Regions from separate parts of the Homo sapiens genome. Here region 1 is linked to region 2. Evidence: chromatin loops called from intact Hi-C (ENCODE). Cell type or tissue: B cell. All regions are shown on one strand. Each heading gives the region's core, and the rest is flanking DNA. Links, peaks and the distances in the headings are about the cores only. Region 1 holds the start of LOC107986845 (a long non-coding RNA gene). Region 2 overlaps LOC105375490 (a long non-coding RNA gene).

Region 1 (5,377 bases), core at 171-5,170, 830 kb after region 2:
GTCTCGAACTCCTGGGCTCAAGCCATCCTCCTGCTTTGGCTTCTTAAAGTGCTGGGATTATAGGCAGGAGCCACACGCCGCACAGGCCAGGCTCTATGCATACAAAGAGAGGGTATGTTTGTGTTGTGTTATGGAAAAAAATGAAGCAGGAGGGGCAGGGATGGGGTCAGAGAGTGAGGGTGTGTCGGGGTGGCAAGGGGGTTCAGGGAAGGTCTAACACGATGCCCTTGAGCAGAGACCCAAAGAAAGTGAGGGAGTGAGCCACAGGGCCTGGGGTGAAGAGGAGGGCACTGGCATTGGAGGACAGCAAGGAGGCCAGCATGACCAGGACAGTATGGGTAGGGGACAAGCAAGAGAAAGCCTGAGACAGTGGAGGCCTGATCATGAAGGACCTGTAGGCCCCAGCAAAGACTGACTTCTACTTTGACCCCAGGGAAACCAGTGGAGTGTTTTAAGCAGAGGAACAACCTGCTCTCACTCACATTTTAGAAGAATCACCTTGGCTGCTGTGTATTGAGAAAATTCTGGAAGGAGGCAACAGTGGGGGCTAGGAAAATTGGAGCCCTTTGCAGTAACCCAGGTGGAAGATGGTGATGGTTGGAGCAGCATTGTTGCAGAAGAGACTGGAGGAAGTGGTCAGACTGAAGGCAGTGCTAACGGGATTTGCTGATGGATTAAATATGAAGTGTGTGCCAAGCATGATGGCTCATGCCTGTAATCCCAGCACTTTGGGAGGCCAAGGTGGGAGGATCACTTGAGGTCAGGAGTTCAAGACTAGCCTGGGCAACAAAGTGAGACTCTGTCTCTACAAAAATAAAAAATTAGCTAGAAGTGGCAGCGCATGTCTGTAGTCCCAGCTACTCTGGAGGCTGAGGTAGGAGGATTGCTTAAGCCTGTGAGGTCAAGGCTGCAGTGAGCTATGATTGCGCCACTACCCTCCAGCCTGGGAGACAGAGCAAGACCCTGTCTCTTAAATAAGTAAATAAATAAATAGTGAGAGAAAGTGGAGTCAAGAATGACTCCAAGGGTTTTTGTTTTGTTTTGTTTATCTGAGCAACCAGAGGAATGAATTTGCTAGTTTTTAAGATAGGGTAAATTTAAGGAGGACCAGGTCTGGGAGGGTGGCAGGGAGTGTGATGTTAATTATATGTGTCAACTTGACTGGGCCACAGAGTGCCCAGGTATTTGTTTAAATATATTTCTGAGTGTGTCTGGGAGGGTGTTTCTGGATGAGATTTACATTTGAATCAGCTGATTGAATAAAGCAGACACCCCTCCCCAATGTGGGTGGCCCTCATCCAATCCATTGAAGGCTTGAATAGAACAAAAAAGGCTGAGTAAGAGAAAATCTGCTCTTTCTGCCTGTCTTCAAGCCGGGACATCAGTCTTCTCCTGCCTTTGGACTCTGGACTTACACCATCAGCTCTACTGGTTCTCAGGCCTTTGGACTCGAACTGGAACTACACCATTGGCTCTCCTGGGTCTCCAGCTTGGCAACTGCAGGTCTTGGGACTTGTCAGCCTCCACAATGATGTGAGCCAATTCTTTATAACAGTCTGTCTCTCTCTCTGTCTCTCCACAAACACATGCATTTTTTTTTTAGAAAAATATTGTATGATTTGTTCTGTTTCTCTGGAGAACCCAGACTACTACAGGGAGTCCGAAATTCAGCATTGGTTATGGTCAGTGTGAGATGTGGAGTAGGCAGGGAGAGGAGAGCTCAAGGGAGTAGAGAGTAGGTAATTGAACTGGATTTGAATCCTCCAAATCTGTCCCTTGACCTACTTGAAGTCGGTTTTCTCCTCTGCACAGTCCCTGGAATGGAATCCTTTCCTGCATCTCCTCTCCCCAGGTAGTCCTGGATTCCAGCTTTGTGTCCTCCTTGGCAAGCTCCCCTGTCCTGAAACTGCAGAGGGGCCACATGACCTCCACAGTCTGAACTGCTATTCCCTGTCCCTCTGTGGTCCTTTGCCAGGAGAAGCCCCCACCACGAGGTCAGGGGAGACCCTGAGCAGAGGAGTCTCCCCCCACCAGGCCAAGCAAGGAAAGAGCTCAGCTGGAAGGGGCTGGATTCATTCTCGCCTCTCTCCAGCCACTCCTGCAGCTCCTGGCTTCCTCGCAAGCCTCTCCATCAGCGCCCTCACAGGGCTTGGACACTTCACAGCTGCTGGGAGAAAGAATGGAATGGACCCAAGGACATCCAGGCAGGCCCAGGCCCTACCTGCTGGCGACTCGGGCAAGTCACTTTCTCTCTCCGAGTCTCGTTGTCCCATTCATCATAAAGGAACAGGCATTACTGCTATAGGGTTGCTGAGGATAAGATGCACCTTGTACAGCATAGTAATGAACGGCGGCAGAAAACAGGTCTTTTAGGCTCCTCTCCCCACCTAGCCAGCCTCTTTCCTTTCTCGGAGATGAGATTAGTTTACCCGCAAGCCCCGCCTGTCCTTTGGAAGCCAAATTTTACTACGGATGCAGGCAACCAGGGAATGGTTGCCAAGGGCCGGACTTTGAAAGGAAGGGCTGCTTGTTGCCTAGGAAACTGCCCCACTCCGGGTTCCCTGGGGTCCCAACGGTCGATGGGTCTTGGCGCCATCTGCCGGACACAGTACCACACTGCTTCTGAAGCTCCTAGACCCGGAGTCCCACAGCCTGTAGCAGGGAACACTCCTCTTCCCCTGCCCATTCTCCCCCACGACATCTCCACATAAAAGCTCTTTGCTCCTTTTGCCGCCAGGCTTTCCCAGAGATTAGAGGCATGGGAAGGAGTTGAAGTACTGTGGAGGGTGGGAGCGATGTCTTTCTCTACACAGAAAGAAAGAGGACAGGGAAGCAGGACTCCTGGTAGCCTGAGGTCCAAGAAAGTCTCTCCCTTAATTGCTTTCCTGAGGCTTGCCATCCACTTGGAAACTTTGTTTCCCACTATCTGCCTTTCCACAGGGAGGGAGGCATGGAAATGAAGAGGTTAAAGTTGAGGTAGGAGAGTGACATGTCGGTCACCCCAAGGTCCTGGTGCAACATCCCCTCCTGGGGAACCACTCAACTCCCACTGCTCCTAGACCGGAGTCCCCTTTTCTTCTCTGGGAGAACCTTCCTACCCACCTGACAGTTGCCAGGTGAACCCCTTGGAGCCTCAGATCGTCCTGCCCACTGGCAGAAGAGGGAGAAGCAGAAAGGTGCCTACTATGAGACTAGGATTCCTGAGTTCAATACCCACCCAAGGCAGACCCTGGGCTTGGCCACCCTGAGATCAGCCTGCCCTGAAAGGTGAAGGGGGAAGTGAAATATCTGAGGTTGGGATGCCTGGGGGTGGGGGTGTGCCTCTTTCCCTTTTAGGATCACAAGTAGAGAAACTGAGGCACAGAGTGAGCAAAAGGCTGCTCTTTACCTGTTCCAGGCTAATACCACATCTTGCTATCCAGATGTCCCCTCTCCAATTCTAGCTGGGCTGGGGTGGGGATGGGGGGCAAAGTTGACTTGGAAGCTGACACCCTGGCCCTCAGCCCAGAAGCTGATGTTGTCAATGGGCTTAAGAGCAGGTGGAGCAGGAGGCTGGGGACCAGGTCTCCTGGGTCCCTAAACCCACCTGTTTTCCCTCCTGAGCTGAGCCAGAAGGGTAAGCAAGGAGGAGGCTGGTGATGATGATGCCTGCACCCTGCAAGTGAGAAGCCATGCCCTGAGGACAATAGATGTGAGAGGTGGGGCTGGGTGCTCTGGCCTAGAAGAGGCTGCATGTGGCTGGAGGCTCCAACCTGGCCGCTGCCCTCTGTCCAGGTTCCCTGCCTCCAAACTCTCCTCAGCAGGAAGCAGGAGGGCTTCAGGGGTAAGGTGAGGTGGGCAGGGTTGGCCCCCCAACCTCCTGATTAGCTGAGTCTGAGTGTCAGGCTATAGTGGGGTCAAAGAGGCTGAGGTTGGAATGTGACCCTTACAAGCCAGAAGGGATCCTGAAAGAATAAAAAGCTCCAAGGAAGGGGAGAGGGAGGAGCTACCTCCCCCAACCCACCACGTCCCAATGGCTGGGTCCTTCCTCTCCAGCCCTGACTCCAGATGTGAGGAGAGAGGTGGAAGGAGAGACTGAGGGGAGCTGAGTGCCTCACAGCTGGGGCACTGCCCCTGCCTCCCCTCCACACTGACTGCCACTTCCTGACTGGCACTGGAGCCACAGAAGCTGAAAGGAGCCTCAGAGGGCTAGTCCAGTCCCCCTGAATGATTGGGTCATGCCATCTGAGGGCCCTGTTCGCAGTCCTTGGAGCCTGGGAGACAGTGAGGCCAGAGGTGAGGGCCACCCACTCCTCCTCCTCTTGGTCCCCCAGGGGGCACCAGAGATGGCCCCACTGCTACCCCCTGTGAGAGTAACTTGACTCTCCTGCTCCACATGCCTGCACTGAAGCCCAGGCCTCCCAGTCCCCTGGCTCTACCTGCTGCTCCTGTTCCTGCCCTGGCTGGGGGCGAAGCCAGCTGCCTAGGCTAAGTCCCTGCAGCTCCACCTGGCCTGCAGCTTTGACGCGCTGGCTGGGAGAGTGCACTGAGCCATTTCTTTTGCAGTGGCCTGGTGCAGGCTGCCTGAATGCTAATGTTGCTGCAAGGACCCTGGGGCACTGGCTGGTTGCACGCTGGCAGTGCACCCTCTCCCTGGGTGGCTACACCTTTGCGCAGATGCCGCTGCCCATGAGCTGGAACCTGGGTCACCACAGCAGCGTGGTTCAGCGCCTGTGGGGCCACATCTTCCACAATCTGGTGGTGAGCAGCCTGGATCACATGGTGCTGGGTGTGTGCCAGGGAGGGGTGAGGGGGTACCTGTGCTGCACAGACCTGGCTGGACCTCAGGGGGGCAGGTAGTACTGCTGACCAAGGCATCTCTGATCTGCATTTCTCCCAAATGTGGCTCTGGGCTGCCTCTGAATATCCACCTGCTGTGGCCTTCCTACCCAGAGTGTCTCTCCCTTTGTCCCACTTAAGCCTCCTGCACTGTGGCTGAATTTGCATCTCACAGTAAGTGTGTTTCCTGAGTCCAGACTTACATGCGTTTATTACCCAGGCAAGGGGAGGGCCCATAGGACACAGTAAGACTCATTTACTCATGCCTGTAATCCCAGCACTTTGGGAGGCCGAGGCGGGCGGATCACCTGAGGTCCGGAGTTCAAGACCAGCCTAGCCAACATGGTGAAACCCTATCTCCACTAAAAATACAAAAATTAGCTGGGCGTGGTCGTGGGCACCTGTAGTCTCAGCTACTCCGGAGGCTGAGGCAGGAGAATCGCTTGAACCCGGGAGGTGAAGGTTGCAATGAACCTAGATTGTGCCACTGCCCTCCAGCCTGGGTGACAGAGGGAGATTCTATCTCAAAAAAAAAAAAAAAAAGACTCATTTACTGAGC
Region 2 (5,377 bases), core at 160-5,159:
GACTCAGGGCCCCAGAATTCACTCCTGATTGACTCAGTTGCTCTGGCTTGTATAGCCTTAGCTCCTGCTCATTTTCAGACTAACTCTCATATTTGACAGTAGTGTGGGTACACCTTCAGTTCCTAACATTTGGCTGTGTGTTCTGGATGCAAAACTTACCTCGACTTTCTGAGATGATGTCTTCATGGATCAATCATTCCCTAACAGCTATGTGGACGTGGGCCAGGTTGACTGCAGGCTCACTCATTGCCATTCAGTGTCCTTAAGGGCTTCACTCACTCTAGAACCAGAATGTGCACTTCTGCTCCATCACTTCCATCTTTCTAGCCACCCACCCAGGACTTTAAAACTCTATTCTTTCTGGACAGATAAATATAATCTCTCCAGAAAGCACTGACGATACAAGTGATGTCTGATTATCACCCGTCAAGAAAGTTATATTGAATGACACTCATCTTTTAAACAGTCCAGCCAGGGCAGAGATGAATGCTACGATATGGGTGAGGACATTCTTTTTGTTGAGGACAAGGGAGTTAATGAAGTTCTTATTTTATATTTTAGAATAATTTTAGATTTACAGGAAAAACTCAAAGACAATGCACACAGTGCCCATATACCCAAGCCCAGCTTTCCTCATGATGAACGTCTTACAATAGTATAGCACATTGTCACAACTAATGTTGATAACATTATTATTAATTGAAGTCCATACTTTACTCATATAAATATCCAGCCCTGAAATATCATTAGTTTTTACCCAATGTCCTTTTTCTGTCCTCTGATACTATAATACGTTTAGTCATCACGTCTCCTTGGGCCTCTCTTAGCTGGAACAGTTGGGACACTATCTTTTACAATGTCTCTGCCATCTCAGACTCAACCTCCATGCATCTCCACACCACCTAGACCCCAGGAACCCATGAGCACAGGGAGGAAGGTCATAGAGGAAAATAAGTCACTCAGGGTGATGCATGGAGCCTGATCCAAACTACAGTTTCTAAAGGCCTCCTAGAACTAGTGAAATAAATTTTACAATGGTGTTAAGAGTCGTATCTTGTCCTGTAAGAAATAGTACTTTGGTTTCTACAGCACAAGATGAGAAACAGGAAACATATCAAGAAAAAGCCACACGGCTGGGAAGGAGACATCAGAATATGTGTTAATGAGGAACTGCTCTATCAAAGGGGACAGAGAGAAGGCAGACAGTTGGAGGGCCCTGGGTGCAGGCCAGCCAGGGAACAAGGACAGACACTACTAGCTCTCCACTGTGGAGATTAGGAACACAGTTAGCTTTGAGCATTCCCCGCCCCAAGATTCCTCACCCTCCAAACAGATGCGTAAACTGTGTGGCAAGCTCACGGGGCCTGGCATCCCAAGGGCATTTGCTCCCCAGGTCCAGAGATGCCTCTCATGTGGGAACGCCCTTAAGAGTAAGGGGCATGAATCCTATTCCATTCTCTATTTTCATCAGCACATTCTCCATTTTCTCTGCATAAGGAATAGAACTGCCAACTCTCTCCTTGTCTGGGGTCAGAGTCAGTTTCACATAGTAAACATTCTGCTGATTGTAGTAGGGGTGTAGGAGAGGGAAAGAAATACATGGGAAAAAAAGGGACCACTCTGAGATCTGAAGAAAGAACCCAAGGAGCAAAAAACTAATCGGAGACACTTTTCTAATCTCTCCTTCATGTCCTCTAATTACTTATCACTATTTTTGTCTCCCTGATCCTTTTGGTATTTTTTAGTAATTTCATGGAGATATAATTCACATACAAAACAATTCACCCATTTAAAGTGTACAATTAAATTAAAAACCATTTAATTGTAGATATTTAGGGTTCCTATTACATCTACAAAGTTGTGCAATCATCACCACTGATATGGTTTGACTGTGTCCCCACCCAAATCTCATCTTGAATTGTAGCTCCCATATTTCCCATGTGTCATGGGAGGAATTCAGTGGGAGGTAACTGAATCATGGGGACGGGTCTTTCCCATGCTGTTCTCATGATAGTGAATAAGTTTCTTGAGATCTGATGATTTTATAAAGGGGAGTTTCCCTCCACATGCTCTCTGGCCTGCCACCATGTAAGATGTGCTTTTGCTCCTCCTTTGCCTTCCACCATGATTGTGAGGCCTCCCCAGCCATGTAGAACTGTGAGTCCATTAAACCTCTTTTTCTTTATAAATTACCCAGTCTTGGGTATGTCTTTATTAGCAACGTGAGAACAGACTAACAACAACCACCATCTAATATCAGAACTTTGTCATCACCCCCAAAATAAACCCTGTACCCATTAGCAGTTATTCCCAATTCTCCCTTCCCCAATTCCCAGGCCCTAGTATCCATTAATCTGCTTTCTATCTCTATGGTTTTGCCTATTCTGGACATTTCATACAAATTGAATCATATAATATGTGGCCTTTAATGACTGACTTTTTTCACTTAGTATAGTGTTTTCAACTTTCATCCATGTTGTACCATGTATCAATACTTTATTACTTTTTATGGTTGAATAATATTTTATTGTATGGATATACCACATTTTGCTTATCCATTGATCAGTTGATGGGCATTTGGGTTGTTTCTACTTTTTGGATTTTATGAATAATTCTACTATGAACATTCATGTACAAGTTTTTGTGTGGACATACATTTTCAATTCTCTTGGATATATACCTAGGAGTAGAATTGCTGGGTCACATAGTAACTCTATATTTAACTTTTTGAGGAACTGCCAAACTGTTTTCCAAAGTAGCTGCACCAGTTCTTTCACAAGAGCAAGAAATAAATTTTTCTGCTGTTTAATTCACTATTCTTTGGGGTTTTGCTGTTGTATAGTTGCTGTATGTACAACTGAACCTAATTATAACTAGCACACTTAAGTATTCAGTGCCCTTAAGTATTCAGTGCTTTGTAAATGAGTACATATGCTTTAATCACTAGAGTGTGTCTCATCTGCCCAATAAGACTGGAAGCAATTTGAGGACAGGGATTACATTTTTATCTTTCCACATCTTCCACAGAGCCCAGTATGGTGCCATGCCCCAAACAGAATTAATTTCAATGCTTCTGGATAGATGCACGGATGTGGGGGCTCAAAATAAATCAAAAAGACATACAGAAAAGAGAATTGCTAGCCTTCTCTCTCTTTGAATAGTGAGAATTTCCTTTCTCCACCATCAGTCACTGAGCTTAATTATAGGACACTGTAAATAAACTTGCTGTTGAAATTTATTTGGAGAGACACTAGGTGTTGCTGGTTACCCATGAAAAGGATATTGTTAGGATTTATTCAGCAGTACCTGAAGCAAATTAGGAAGAATTTTGGCTTTCCATTGTGCTTTTGCCAAAGTTCTTTCCAGATAGAAAGTGCACAAAATATATATTGGGGTAGTTAAACTAATGGCCCGCTATAGATGTCCATGTCCTAATCCCAAGAACCTATGACTATGTTAGGTTACTGGGCAAAGGGGAATTAAAGTTGCTAATTGGCTGATTTTAAAATAGGGAGATTATGCTGGATGATCTGGGTGAGCCTAATTGATATGGTTTGGCTATGTCCCCACCCAAATCTCAGCATGAATTGTAGCTCCCATAATTCCCACGTATGTCATGGGAGAGACCCAATGGGAAGTAATTGAATCATGGGGGAAAGTCTTTCCAATACTGTTCTCGTGATAGTGAGTAAGTCTCATGAGATCTGATGGTTTTATGAATGGAAGTTTCACTGCACAAGCCCTCTTGTCTGCTGCCAAGTAAGAGGTACCTTTGCTTCTCCTTTGCCTTTCTCCATGATTGTGAGGCCTCCCCAGCCATGTAGAACTGTGAGTCCATTAAACCTCTTTCCTTTATAAATTGCCCAGTCTCAAGTATGTCTTTATTAGGAGCATGCAAACAGACTAATACACTAATGTAATCACAAGGGTCCTTAAGACTGGAAGAGAGAGGCAGAATAGAGGGGAAGATGTGACTACAGAAGAAAGGCACAGAGCAATGTCACATGGCTGGCTTTGAAGATGGAGAAAGGGAACCATGAGGAAAGAAATGCAGGTGGTCTCTGGATGCTGGAAAAGGCAAGGGGCCTCCAGAATGGAATACAGCCCTGTCAACACCTTGATTTTAGCCCAATCAGACCCCTTTCGTGCTTCTTTCCTCCAGAACTGTAAGATAATAAATTTATCTTGTTTTAAAACCACTGTTTGTGATAATTTGTTATGGCAGCAATAGAAAATTAATACATATACTAATAAAGTTTTTCCCATTTCATTTTGAAAGTGTGAAACCTACTTCTTAGAGAGACGGTGAGATGGGGGAGTCAGGGGTGGAGGTGGGGGTTAGGTGACAGTTCACCGACATAGTTAATTGTATTATGTTATCTAATGTGTATTATATCAGGCATTAATAATAATTGCATTTTATGATATTCTACACTTTCCCAAGGACTTTCAACATATTGTTTCATTCAATCACGACAATAACTTTGAGAAGCTGCGTAGACACATTGCTTCCCATTTTGACAGGCAGAAAACAATGAGTCACAAAGAAGGTCCCTGAGACAGGTGATGACAGAATCAGCACCTTGTTTTTATCTCTTTCAGGACTTGTCTTAGCCTTTTATATCTTACTCTTTCAAAGAACTTGGGTCCCAGAGCACAAGAAACAAAAAAACCACCTTCCTGAGGATACCTGTATATTTGTAGGTATTCTGCCACCATCTCTGGCACTTAGGGAAAGAGTTCCAAGACATCAAATTAACATGAAGTATTAACCATCTGGCTTCTAGACAATGGCCTGGAATCAGGTAGAAAGGCAGGGCTTACATATTCCAGACAGATTTGCACCACACGTGCTTCCCAGGGCAGAAGGGAACTGTCAGACCCAAAGACTCTCTCCTGCAGGGATTCACTCCTCACTCTCCCACTCCTTCCACCCAGCCTCCACCTTCTTCTGAACTCTGGTCCCAGCCCTGTAGGCAGGAGCTTCACCATTTGACTGACATCAAGAATCTCTGGCTTGAAGTCAGGAAGGGTAATTCCAGCACTTTGGGAGGCAGAGGCAGGTGGGTCACCCGAGATCAGGAATTTGAGACCAGCATGGCCAACATGGCGAAACCCCGTCTCTACTAAAAATACAAAAATTAGCCAGGCATGGCGACGGTCACCTGTAATACCAGCTACTTGGGAGGCTGAAGCAAGAGAATCACTTGAACCCAGGAGGTGGAGGTTGCAGAGCAAGACTCTGTCTCAAAAAAAAAAAAGCAGCATGTCTGGCTTAAACTCATCCCTGTAGTCCATCCTACTCTGGACCCCTGAAATAGAAAATACACCCTGTTTGTGGCCCCTCAAAGCCTAATTCCCATACAAGTCAAACAGA

The links. Peaks named below come from ENCODE experiments on the same cell type or tissue, not always from the same donor. Only the 100,000 strongest peaks of a DNase experiment are listed, where the experiment ranks them.
Region 1: a loop joins it to region 2, with 14 times the contacts of the local background. A loop is called at or near these places in 2 of 110 quality-filtered maps.

What each region holds. Positions count from the first base shown.
Region 1 is chr7:128,385,275-128,390,651 of GRCh38, forward strand. LOC107986845 (a long non-coding RNA gene) reads left to right here and starts at 1,408. Exons shown (of 2, transcript NR_148339.1): 1 at 1,408-1,533. In B cell, for the core only: CTCF peaks have their summits at 2,589 (motif pointing left) and 2,788; a DNase peak (open chromatin) is centred at 2,597; H3K27me3 peaks cover 1,074 bases.
Region 2 is chr7:127,554,748-127,560,124 of GRCh38, forward strand. All of the region lies in intron 1 of LOC105375490 (a long non-coding RNA gene), which reads right to left. Among named protein-coding and RNA genes, the nearest start is that of GCC1, 28 kb to the right of the region's middle. In B cell, for the core only: no CTCF peak of the experiment used is centred there; no DNase peak of the experiment used is centred there.